2 separate regions of the Homo sapiens genome follow, and region 2 is linked to region 1. A link is an interaction called in ENCODE POLR2A ChIA-PET data of the cell type or tissue named here. Cell type or tissue: B cell. All regions are shown on one strand. Each heading gives the region's core, and the rest is flanking DNA. Links, peaks and the distances in the headings are about the cores only.

Region 1 (5,372 bases), core at 49-5,048:
AGCTGGTACTACAGGTGCACGCCCCCATGTGTGGCGAATTTTTTGTATTTTTAGTAGAGACGAGGTTTTGCCATGTTGGCCAGGCTTGTCTCAAACTCCTGACCTCAGGTGATCTACCTGCCTTGGCATCCCAAAGTGCTAGGATTACAGGCATGAGCCACCGTGCCCAGCCATATTTCCTGTATTGATGAATGACTGAATCCATGTAGCTGCCTGAATGAGAAAATTATATTATTATTATTGTTGTTGTTGTTGTTTTCTTTTAGAGACAGGGACTCACTCTGCTATCCAAGCTGGAGTACAGTGGCTCGACCTTTGCTCACTGCAGCTTTGACCTCCTGGGCTCAAGTGATACTCCCACCCCAGCTTCCCAAGTAGCTAGGGCTATGGGTACACATCAGCATGCCTGGCTAGTGAGAAAACTGCATGTCATGTGAAACTCTTTCTTCTCTATCAGCCCTGAAATGAACTGGACTCCAGATTGTGATCCATCTATCTCTATGATATTCTTTCATCATCCTTTCCACTACTGCTATCCTGGTTTGGGTTCTTAGTATTTCTCACCTGGCCTTGGTACTAGCCTCCTTACTGCTTTCCCTGCCTCTAGTCTGTTTTTTTCCAATAGACCCTCTATACCACTGCTAGAGCAAGCTTTCCTTTCTTCTCTACCTTTTTTTTTGAGACAGGGTCTCACTCTGTCTTCCAGGCTGGAGTGGAGTGGCATGATCTTGGCTCACTACAACCTCTACTTCCCAGGCTCAGGTGATCCTCCCACCTCAGCCTCCCAAGTAGCTGGGACTACAGGTCTGTGCCACAAAGCCCAGCCAATTTAAAAAAAATTTTTTTTGTAGAAATAGGGTTTCACTTTGTTGCCCAGGCTGGTCCCAACTCCTGGGCTCAGATGATCTGCCCTCCTCAGCCTCCCAAAGTGTTGGGATTACAGGAATGAGCCACTGCACCCAGCCTCTTTAGCTTTTTATTCAAATGATAATATATTATACCCACCATTCTGCATGATCTTTCCATAGCAATAGAAAGAGCTGCTTCTTCTTTTTTTTTTTTTTTTTTGAGATGGAGTTTTGCTCTTGTCGCCCAGGCTGGAGTGCAGTGACGCAATCTCGGCTCACCGCAACCTCCACCTCACCGGTTCAAGCGATTCTCCTGCCTCAGCCTCCCAAGTAGCTGGGATTACAGGTGTGTGCCACCATACCCAGCTAATTTTGTATTTTTAGTAGAGATGGGCTTTCTCCATGTTGCTCAGGCTGGTCTTGAACTCCTGACCTCAGGTGATCCACCTGCCTCAGCCTCCCAAAGTGCTGGGATTACAGGCGTGAGCCACCGCTCCCAGCCTAAGAACTGCTTCATTTTAAAAAATAGTTGCATAGCCGAGTACAGTGGCTCATGCCTGTAATCCCAACACTTTGGGAGACTGAGGCAGGAGGATTGCTTGAGGCCAGGAGTTCAAGACCAGCCTGGGCAACATAGCAAGACCCTGTCTCTACAAAAATATATAAAAATTAGCCAGGTTTGGTGGCGTGGGCCTATAGTCCCAGATACTTGGGAGGCTGAGGCAGGAGGATTGCTTGAGCCTAGGAGGTTGAGGCTGCAGTGAGCAAGATTGTGCCATTGCACTCCAGACTGGGCAACAGAGCAAGACTGTCTCAAAAACAAAATGTTGCCTAGTATTTAGTATTCCACTGGATGGATGCACCATAACAAACGTAATACCTTACTGCTGGATCTTTAGGTTGTTTCCAATCTTTTCAGAGTCATTAAATTTGATCATGTTACTCCTTTGATTAAAACCTTACTGGGCCAGGCATGGTGGCTCACACCTGTAATCCCAGCACACTGGGAGGCCAAGGCAGGTGGATCACTTGAGGCCAGGAGCTCAAGATCAGCCTGGCCAACATGGCGAAACCCCATCTCTACTAAAAATATAAAAATTAGCCACACGTGATAGCACACATCTGTAATCTCAGCTACTCAGGAGGCTGAGGAACAAGAATCACTTGAACCCAGGAAGCAGACGTTGCAGTAAGCCTATATCACACCACTCTACTCTAGCCTGGGCAACAGGGCAAGACTCTGTATCAAAAACAAAAAACAAAAAAACTTATCATGACTCCCTATTGTCTATAAGATAAAACCTAAACTCCTTATCATGGCAGCAAGGGCCTCCATGATGTGACCTTTTTCTACTTAACCCAGCAGCACTATCTTTTGTCATTCTCTCTTCACCTCCCGGCCCTTCATATTAAAATAGTCATGCTCATACTTTGAATTCCCCAACATGCCATGCTATTGCTTGAGTTGCTTCTGCTTCTTCTCCTTAGAATGCCCTCTCTCCAACTACCTGATAAATGTCAGCTTCAGTTTTCAACACTTAGCTCAGAATCATCTCCTTCATGAAGCCTTTCCTAACATCTCTCAGGCAGAACTGACCTTTTCCTTCTCCCTGTCTACACTGTACCCTACACATATATAGATCATAACCTTTAACTGCAATTATTTTTATATATGTTTATTTCCTACTAAGCAGAGAATTCCCTGTAGGCCCTCTCTTATTCATCTTTATAACCCCAGTCCTATACATGATAGTATGTAACAGGCATTCAATTAAATTTTCCTTAATAAACAATGGGCTCCCCTCCCCCTCTACTGACTACTCTCACATTGGACCTATAAGCCCAAGTTCCATTTGAGGAAACTAATTTTGCTGGCCGTAGCCCTTGGTCCCACCTTATTAGTTCTAACTGCAGTCCCATTAAGTCCATCCTGATCCTTTAGCTCTAGCCTCTACTTCTACCAGCTGAGTCCTCTGGTTTGTTTCCCACCTTCCCATTCAAATTCATGTCCACTGTCCAGCTGCTCCGAGTCTGAAGGTGTCTCCAATTCGTCTATCTCCAGGTCAGAACTGCCATCAGGAGAGGAAGGTGCAGACTGGGTGGGTGAAGCTCCATCATTTCCAGGCCCCTTAGTCAGACTCAGCCGCAACTCTGGGGCAGAAAGACGCTTGCGCATGGGGCGCTGGCCACACAGGGCTAAAGTGCTGGGGGTACCTGCAGCTGGAGAAAGGGGGAAAAAGAGAACCAAGATGGGTGTGTGTGTTGGAGAGCCGAGAGGGCTAGAATTCCTGTATGTGAAAGTGATAATATGGGGTGAATGCTGAAGAAGGACTCACGCAGGGGAGATTTGGGAAAAGGGGGAAATGGAACTGTAAAAGGATAGAGGTGGCATAGCCCTTTACTGGACTAGAATCAAGAACTTGAGGCCTGGTTTCTACTTGACCTACCTGCCTGTGAATCTCCTTTAGGGTCTTCAGGATCTTCAGAAGTGCCAGCCTCCTCAGGAAGCAATCTAGAGGGGAAGAGATTAAAAGGCGGCAGACATATACACCAAAGGCATCAAGCCAGGACTCAATATATAGGTTCTCTCTCCCCACCATGATTTTATCACCTATGCTGCTTTTTTTTTTAATTGTTTTTTTGAGACAGGGTCTCACTCTGTTGCCCAGGCTGGAATGCAGTGGCACAATCACAGCTCACTGCAGCCTCTACCTCCAGGGTTCAAGCGGTCCTCCCACCTCAGCCTCCCGAGTAGCTGGGCCTACAGGTGTGCACCACCACACTTGGCTAAATTTTGTATTTTTGTAGAGATGGGGTTATGCCATGTTGCCCAGAGTAGTCTTGAACTTCTGAGCTCAAGTGATCCACCTGCCTCGGCCTCCCAAAGTGCTGGGATTACAGGCATCAGCCACCACGCCCGGCCTCTGTTTTCTTTTTCCCATTTTTTTCCTTCAAGTCCTAATTCACCATCCCTGTGTCCATTTGCTTTTTTTTTTTTTTTTTTTTTTTTTTTTTGAGACAGAGTTTCACTCTTGTTGCCCAAGCTCGGGTGTAATGGCACAATCTCAGCTCACTACAACCTCTGCCTCCCAGGTTCAAGTGATTCTCCTGCCTCAGCCTCCCGAGTAGCTGGGATTACAGGCATGTGCCACCACACCTGGCTAATTTTGTATTTTTAGTAGAGACGGGATTTCACCGTGTTGGTCAGGCTGGTCTCAAACTCCTGACCTCAGGTGATCCACCCGCCTCGGCCACCCAAAGTGCTGGGATTACAGCCATGAGCCGCCGCGCCATCCCCTCCGTCCATTCGTGACCACCCCTCCCTTCTCCCAGCCACCCTCACACGTCCTCACCTAGGGAATTCTTCATCCTGCCATTCCTCCTTCAGCTCCAACTCCCCATGTCTCAGGGCTGCTCCTAGTTCTGGTGCTTCTGCAATCTCCCTGACCCTAAGACAGCCCCCAAGAAGAAAAGATCAAGGGAACTGAATAGTAGGTAAGAATAATTGAAATGAAGAACAGTAATTGAGATACAGAGCAGAGGATAGGCCTTCAAAAGGACTCAGATCTCTTGCCTCCTATACAGATGCTTCTCTTACCTTCACCACTTGCTAGAAGCAGATTACCTGCTGTTAAGTTTGGGAGCAGACGAAAGATGGAATGTAAAGTTAATCATATTTACCTCTGTAGCAGTTGCTCCACCTACAAAGTTGGGGTGAGAGATGTCCCACATTACAAGTGGCTGGAACCCAGCTAGACCCACCCAGCTATCATTGAGCAAAGTCGGGAAGACGGTACCTAGTTAGGCCTGCCTTTCCTCCACCGAGCTGGGGAGTGGCTAAGGGAAAACATGGCATAAGTGGAGGGGTGGAGGAAGAAGGTAAGGAGAAAGATTTGCCAGAACGAGAACCTGGACCTAAACTCGGTTCTGGTTCAGCTTTCCTGATGGCCATTCTGGAGGGTGAGGGTTAGAAAATAAAAGAACACAGGCAGATTTATCAGGTACAACATATTACAGAAACTTCCTTTATTTTTAAACCAGGGAATTATCCTGGAATCCTGTTCCCCAGTTCCATACCATACTGACATTTCCTACCTAAAACCACCCTCATCTCTTCTCTGCAAACTCTCTTACAGTCTTGTCTCCTTGAGGAACCCGAGATTTGACCCAGTAAGAGCTGGGTGGTGGGGAAGTCTCTCCGGACTGTTTATTCACTGTTACCAATCAAGTGAGCCAAGATCTTACTTACCCAACATCTGTCTTTTTTCCTGCCTCTTGTATAGTTCCCATCTTCACAAGTCTTCCTGCCTCCTTCTTTAAACACCTAGGAGTTGTTGGGGAGCTGGTTGTCCCAGCCCCCAACACTTCCTTACCTCTTTTCTGTCTCAGCTGTTGTAGCTCTTGCCTCCAAGGAGGGAGGTGTGGAAGGGAGGTAACCTCATCTTCAAAACAGGTTTTGCCACTCCTCTCCCCAGGAGCAGGTTTGCCCAAAAGAAAAACCCTGCCTCCTGTGAGGGGGCGGGT
Region 2 (5,372 bases), core at 98-5,097, 210 kb before region 1:
ATTTGGGGTATGGGCTAACATATTATCAAGGCAGGGTGGGATAGAGAAGGGATAGAACAGGAATTCAACAATCTGCCTGAGATACCAGGCCCCCTTCTTCCCCTGACAAGAGTGGAAGGATCAGATGGAAAACCACAACTCTTGTAGACGGGGAGGAGAGGGCATATGTAGCCCCCATTTCCAACTTCCCTGCATGAAGACAGGGGGGTAGGACATATGGCACAGCAATGACCTCACCAAGGCAAGAATCTGCTGTCTCCCCATGAGTTTAAGAAAATATTTGCTGGCCTCACAGATATGGACTGTCTGTTAAACAGACAGAAGTGTCCCCTCTTTACCTTAGCTCCACAAACAGGAGAACACTGTTGGAAAAGATGAGAAGAGCAAAAAAAATCTCCTCTGGAGAATGATCTAAAATTCATTTGGTAAGTCTTCACATTTAGAAAAACAACCAGAATATATTTCAAATTGCAAAATAGTAATAATTACTATAGCCTGGCAGTGAACAGGATTCTGCCTAGGAAGGGCTATGATCTCCCAGCCCATGGCTGCCTCCTGTTTTAACAAAAGGGATAAAGATTACCCCATGTCCCACTCTCTTCATTCCTTCAGCCTTAAGAAATTCATCAAGAGAGGAGGAGTTTAAAGAGGAGCTGCTTCTGGCAGAGCAATCACTACTCTTCTCTTCATAAACACCATGGCTCTTCTGAGGGAACTCTACGAATAGGCATCTTGTCAACACTTCTGGAGTTCTGATCTGAAAATGGCTTGAAATTGTGTGCTGTGTGCTTTTTCCTTTTTTCAGAAAAAAAAAAAGAAGAAGAAAGCTGGGAGGTGGTTAAACACCCTTATCCCCCAAAAACCTTTACAGAGATTACAGGAGTATTCTTCCAGGAGTCAGAGAGAAAGAACTAAGGTAGGGATAATGTGCCAGCTAGTCTGTCCTGAGGAAATTAAGAGTCCGGTTCCTAGTCAAAGACGAGGGGAAAGAAAGCTGCCAAGTCCAGCAATCCCATTTCCAGCATGAAGAATGGGGGTCTGAAAAAAATTCAATAGTGGAGGCAAAGGGTTGGCCAGTTGAAAATCCATACCACCCAACTCTGGAGTGGAGGGGATGCTGCGGTCCTCAACTCTCTGAGGCACTAAGGCCCATTCATGAGGAAGAGGAAGGAGAGAAGGTTCTTCTTCAGGAAGAAGATGGAGGAGCAGCTCCCCTCACTTCTATTACACTCCTTTTTTGATGACCAAGTAGAAGAAAATTCAGCATTGCTGGGGCAAGGGCTGACATCTTGGGATCACAGAGATGGCAGAATCTTGTTCCAGGTCTTCTGAGGCTTTGCGCTTACTGAAAAGGGAGAGTGTAAAGTTAAGGATGTGGAGTATGAGATTAAGCAGAAATGGAATTCAAGCGTTAAGAAATTTCTATTTCAGCCTCAGCCTCCAAGTATGAGGTACCAAAAATATTTTTTAAAAAACAAGATGGCGGCCGCGCATGGTGGCTCACACCTGTAATCCCAGCACTTTGGGAGGCCCAGGCAGGTGGATCACGAGGTCAGGAGATCGAGGCCATCCTGGCTAACACGGTGAAACCCTGCTCTACTAAAAATACAAAAAATTAGCCGGGCATGGTGGTGGGCGCCTGTAGTCCCAACTACTCAAGGGGCTGAGGCAGCAGAATGGCGTGAACCTGGGAGGCGTAGCTTGCAGTGAGCCGAGATCGCGCCACTGCACTCCAGCCTGGGTGACAGAGCAAGACTCCGTCTCAAAAACACAAACACGATGGCTGGGTGCAATGGCTCACGGCTGTAATCCCAGCACTTTGAGAGGCCAAGGTGGGCAGATCACGACGTCAGGAGTTCAAGACCAGCCTGTCCAATATGATGAAACCCTGCGCCTACTAAAAAATAAAAAATTAGCCGGGCGTGGTGGCACGCACCTGTAGTCCCAGCTACTCCAGAGGCTGAGACAGGAGAACTGCTTGAACCCAGGAGGCAGAGGTTGCAGGTGAGCTGAGATTGCACCACTGCACTCCAGCCTGGGCAACAGAGTGAGACGCCATCTCAAAAATAAATAAATAAATAAATAAATAAGTACAAAATAAAAAAATAATAAAAAATAAAAAACAAGATTTAGGAGGTACCCAGATCCTCTAATCTTGACAATTAACTTCCTGCTCCAGGCCATCAGTGATCCTCTTTATACCTTGCAAAACGTTCACCTCCCACACATCCCAGATACTCACATGGGTGAACTCTGACTCTGCAACTTCAAGCTTTTCCAAGGTTGTACTAACAGGAGAAAAAAAATGGAAGCAGAGAGAAAAAGAATTAGAAGACAACAACAAAGGACTCTCCTTTTAAATCTCATACTGCTTCTCTAATTTTCACTTTGGAATCAATTTAGAATTTGGAAAGAAGAGGCTGAGAAGCTACTAGATTTAGAAGCACACTGTTTTAATTAACCATATTTAGCTTCTTGAATACTATAAAATATTTCCCAGTACCCTGCCCTCTTCTGTTTCAATCTCCAGGTGTCGTAGGTACCCTCTAAGATTGCCCCCAATAATCCCTGCCTCCTGAGATCCATGCCATTGTGTAATTCTCTCTCAAGTGTGGGCTGCATTTAGTGATTCTCTTCTCATGAACAGAATGCAGCACAGGAGATGGAATGTCCATTCTGAGATTAGATTACAAAAATACTGTATCTTCTTCTTGGACTCATGCTCTAGCCCCTGCTTGCCTGCTCTGAGGAAAGCCAGCTCCTATGCTATGAGCTGGCTATGGATAGGGCGATGTGACAAGGAACCGAATACTGCCAACAACCATATAAGTGAGCTGAGAAGCTGATCTTCCCTCAGATAAGCTTTTGGACTAATAGCTTGACTGTAATCTCGAGAGAACCCGAGCCAAAGGCATCCAGCTAAGGTACAGAAACTGGGATAACAAATTTTTGTTTTCTTTTTGAGACAGATCTCGCTCTGTCGCCCAGGCTGAAGTGCAGTGGCACTATCTTGGCTCACTGCAACCTCTGCCTCCCGGGTTCAAGCAATTCTCTCGCCTCGGCCTCCTGAGTACCTGGGATTATAGGCACAAATCACCACACCTGGCTAATTTTTCTATTTTTAGTACAGATGGGGTTTCATCATGTTGGCCAGGCTGGTCTCGAACTTCTGGCCTCAGGTGATCCGCCCTCCTCGGCCTCCCAAAGTGCCAGGATTATAGGTGTGAGCCACCACACCCAGACTGAGATAACAAATGTTTGTTTTCAACAGCTAAGTTTGGGGGTAATTTGTTACACAATAATAGATAATACAGACTTTTGTACCTGGAATTGAGGTGCTGCTATAACAAAAATCTAAAATTTGGGGGTGGTGGCCTGGTGCAGTGGCTCATGCCTATAATCCCAGCACTTTGGGAGCCTGAGGCAGGCAGATCATCTGAAGCCAGGAGTTCAAGACCAGCCTCAGCAACATGGCAAAACCACGTCTCTACCAAAAATACAAAAATTAGCCAGGCATGATGGTGCACGCTTGTAATCCCAGCTCCTCGGGAGGCTGAGGTAGGAGAATCGCTTGAACCTGGGAGGCGGAAGTTGCAATGAACCAAGATAGTGCCACTACATTCTAGCCTGGGTGACAGAGGGAGACCCTGTTGGCAGAGACTGCAGTGAACCAAGATCGTGCCACTGTACTCCAGCCTGGGCAACAGAGTGAGACTCCATCTCGAAAAACAAAATCAAAACAAAACAAAACATTGGGGGTGGCTTGGAGGAGCATTTTAGTGAAAAGGTAGTGTCCTGAATATGCTGTTTATAGAATTTTGGACTTAAAGGGGGTTACCAGTGAGGGCTTAAAGTGAGAAAAATTTTATTGGAACTTGAAGGAAAGGAGATCCTAGTAAGGCAGCAGCACAAAGTTTAGCAACAATGTGATTTGTGATTATGTGAGAAGTAGAATATGTGCCTAATGAATTGGACAATCTAGCTACGGAGATTTCCAAGCAAAGTCCTGAAGGTGCCACCTGGTTTTCTCTTGATGCTTATAATAAAATATAGGAGAAGATAAAGAAATTATGGGAAGGACTATTAAACAAAAATGCCAGAACTTGATAAGTTTTGAAAATTCTAAGCCTCTCCAGAGAGCAAACGATGCTAAAATTAAGAAATGGCAGGCCACATACGGTGGCTCACTTCAGGAGGCAGAGGGAGGAGGATTGTTTAAGACCAGCCTGGTTAACACAATGAGACATCTCTACCAAAAAAAAAAAAAAAAAGGCTTTTGAGCAAGGATAAGCTCCAGAGCACTGCCAAGAAAATGTGGTCTAAAGATGAAGGCAAACATATGACTGTGAAACATCTTATTAAGACCTCAGAAAAACAAAAGGTATTGGTTCAGAGTATAGTCATCCCTCAATATCTGTGGGGGACTGGTTCCAGGACCCCTCCTTGAATATCAAAATCCACAATGCACAAGTCCCTTATATACAATGCTATGGTATTTGCATATAACTCACACACATCCTCCATATACTTTATTTTTATTTATTTTTCTTTTGAGACAGGGTCTCGCTCTGTCACCCAGGCTAGAGTCCAGTGGCGCGATTTCGGCTCACTGCAACCACTGCCTCCGGGGTTCGAGCGATCCTCCTGCCTCAGCCTCCTGAGTAACTTGGACTACAGGAACATACCACCACGCCTGGCTAATTTTTTTGTATTTTTGGTAGAGATGGGGTTTCGCCATGTTGCTCAGGCTGATCTTAAACTCCTAGGCTCAAGTAATCTGGCCGCCTCTACCTCTCACAAGTGTTGGGATTACAGGCGTGAGCCATCACGCCTGGCCCTCCATATACTTTAAATCATTCCTAGATTATTTATGATAACTAATACAATGTAAATGCTATGTAAATAGTTGTTATACTATATTGTTCAGGGAATAATGACAAGAAAAGTCTGTACATGTTAAGTACAGGCCTAACTGTACAGTACATATCAGCAACAACATAACATTTTCACGACTTTTTTTTTTTTTTTCAGTATTTTTTCGTTTCTTTCTTTTTTTTTTTCAAAGGGATGGGGTCTCGTTATATTGACCAGGCTGGTCTCAAACTGCCTCAAGCAATCCTCCCACCTCAGCCTCCCAAAGTGGTGGGATTACAGGCATGAGCCACCACACCAGGCTCTCAAGTATTTTCAGTCCACAGTTGGTTGAATCTGGGATGTGGAACCTGTGGATACGGAGGGCTGATTGTGCTATTCAGTCATACAAAAGGCTGTTCAGAAGATTATGTTTCACAGATCCTTTCAACCGAAAAACAGAGTCTGTAAGAAGCTTAGGTCTCATAAAGAAGATATTTATGAGTGTGGCTTTTGTCTAA

Evidence for each region. ChIA-PET counts read pairs that join two places held together with the same protein. Peaks named below come from ENCODE experiments on the same cell type or tissue, not always from the same donor. Only the 100,000 strongest peaks of a DNase experiment are listed, where the experiment ranks them.
Region 2: POLR2A ChIA-PET joins it to region 1 with 10 read pairs; 3 of 35 experiments call an interaction of 5 or more read pairs at or near these places.

Annotation. Positions count from the first base shown.
Region 1 is chr1:151,036,492-151,041,863 of GRCh38, reverse strand. It overlaps BNIPL (BCL2 interacting protein like), which reads right to left and starts at 5,278. Exons shown (of 10, transcript NM_138278.4): 1 at 5,098-5,278; 2 at 4,202-4,297; 3 at 3,296-3,360; 4 at 2,838-3,068. The coding sequence starts at 5,138. In B cell, for the core only: no CTCF peak of the experiment used is centred there; no DNase peak of the experiment used is centred there.
Region 2 is chr1:151,243,836-151,249,207 of GRCh38, reverse strand. PIP5K1A (phosphatidylinositol-4-phosphate 5-kinase type 1 alpha) reads right to left here. Exons shown (of 16, transcript NM_001135638.2): 15 at 2,243-2,288; 16 at 1-1,345. The coding sequence ends at 1,343. Among named protein-coding and RNA genes, the nearest start is that of PSMD4, 8.2 kb to the left of the region's middle. In B cell, for the core only: no CTCF peak of the experiment used is centred there; no DNase peak of the experiment used is centred there.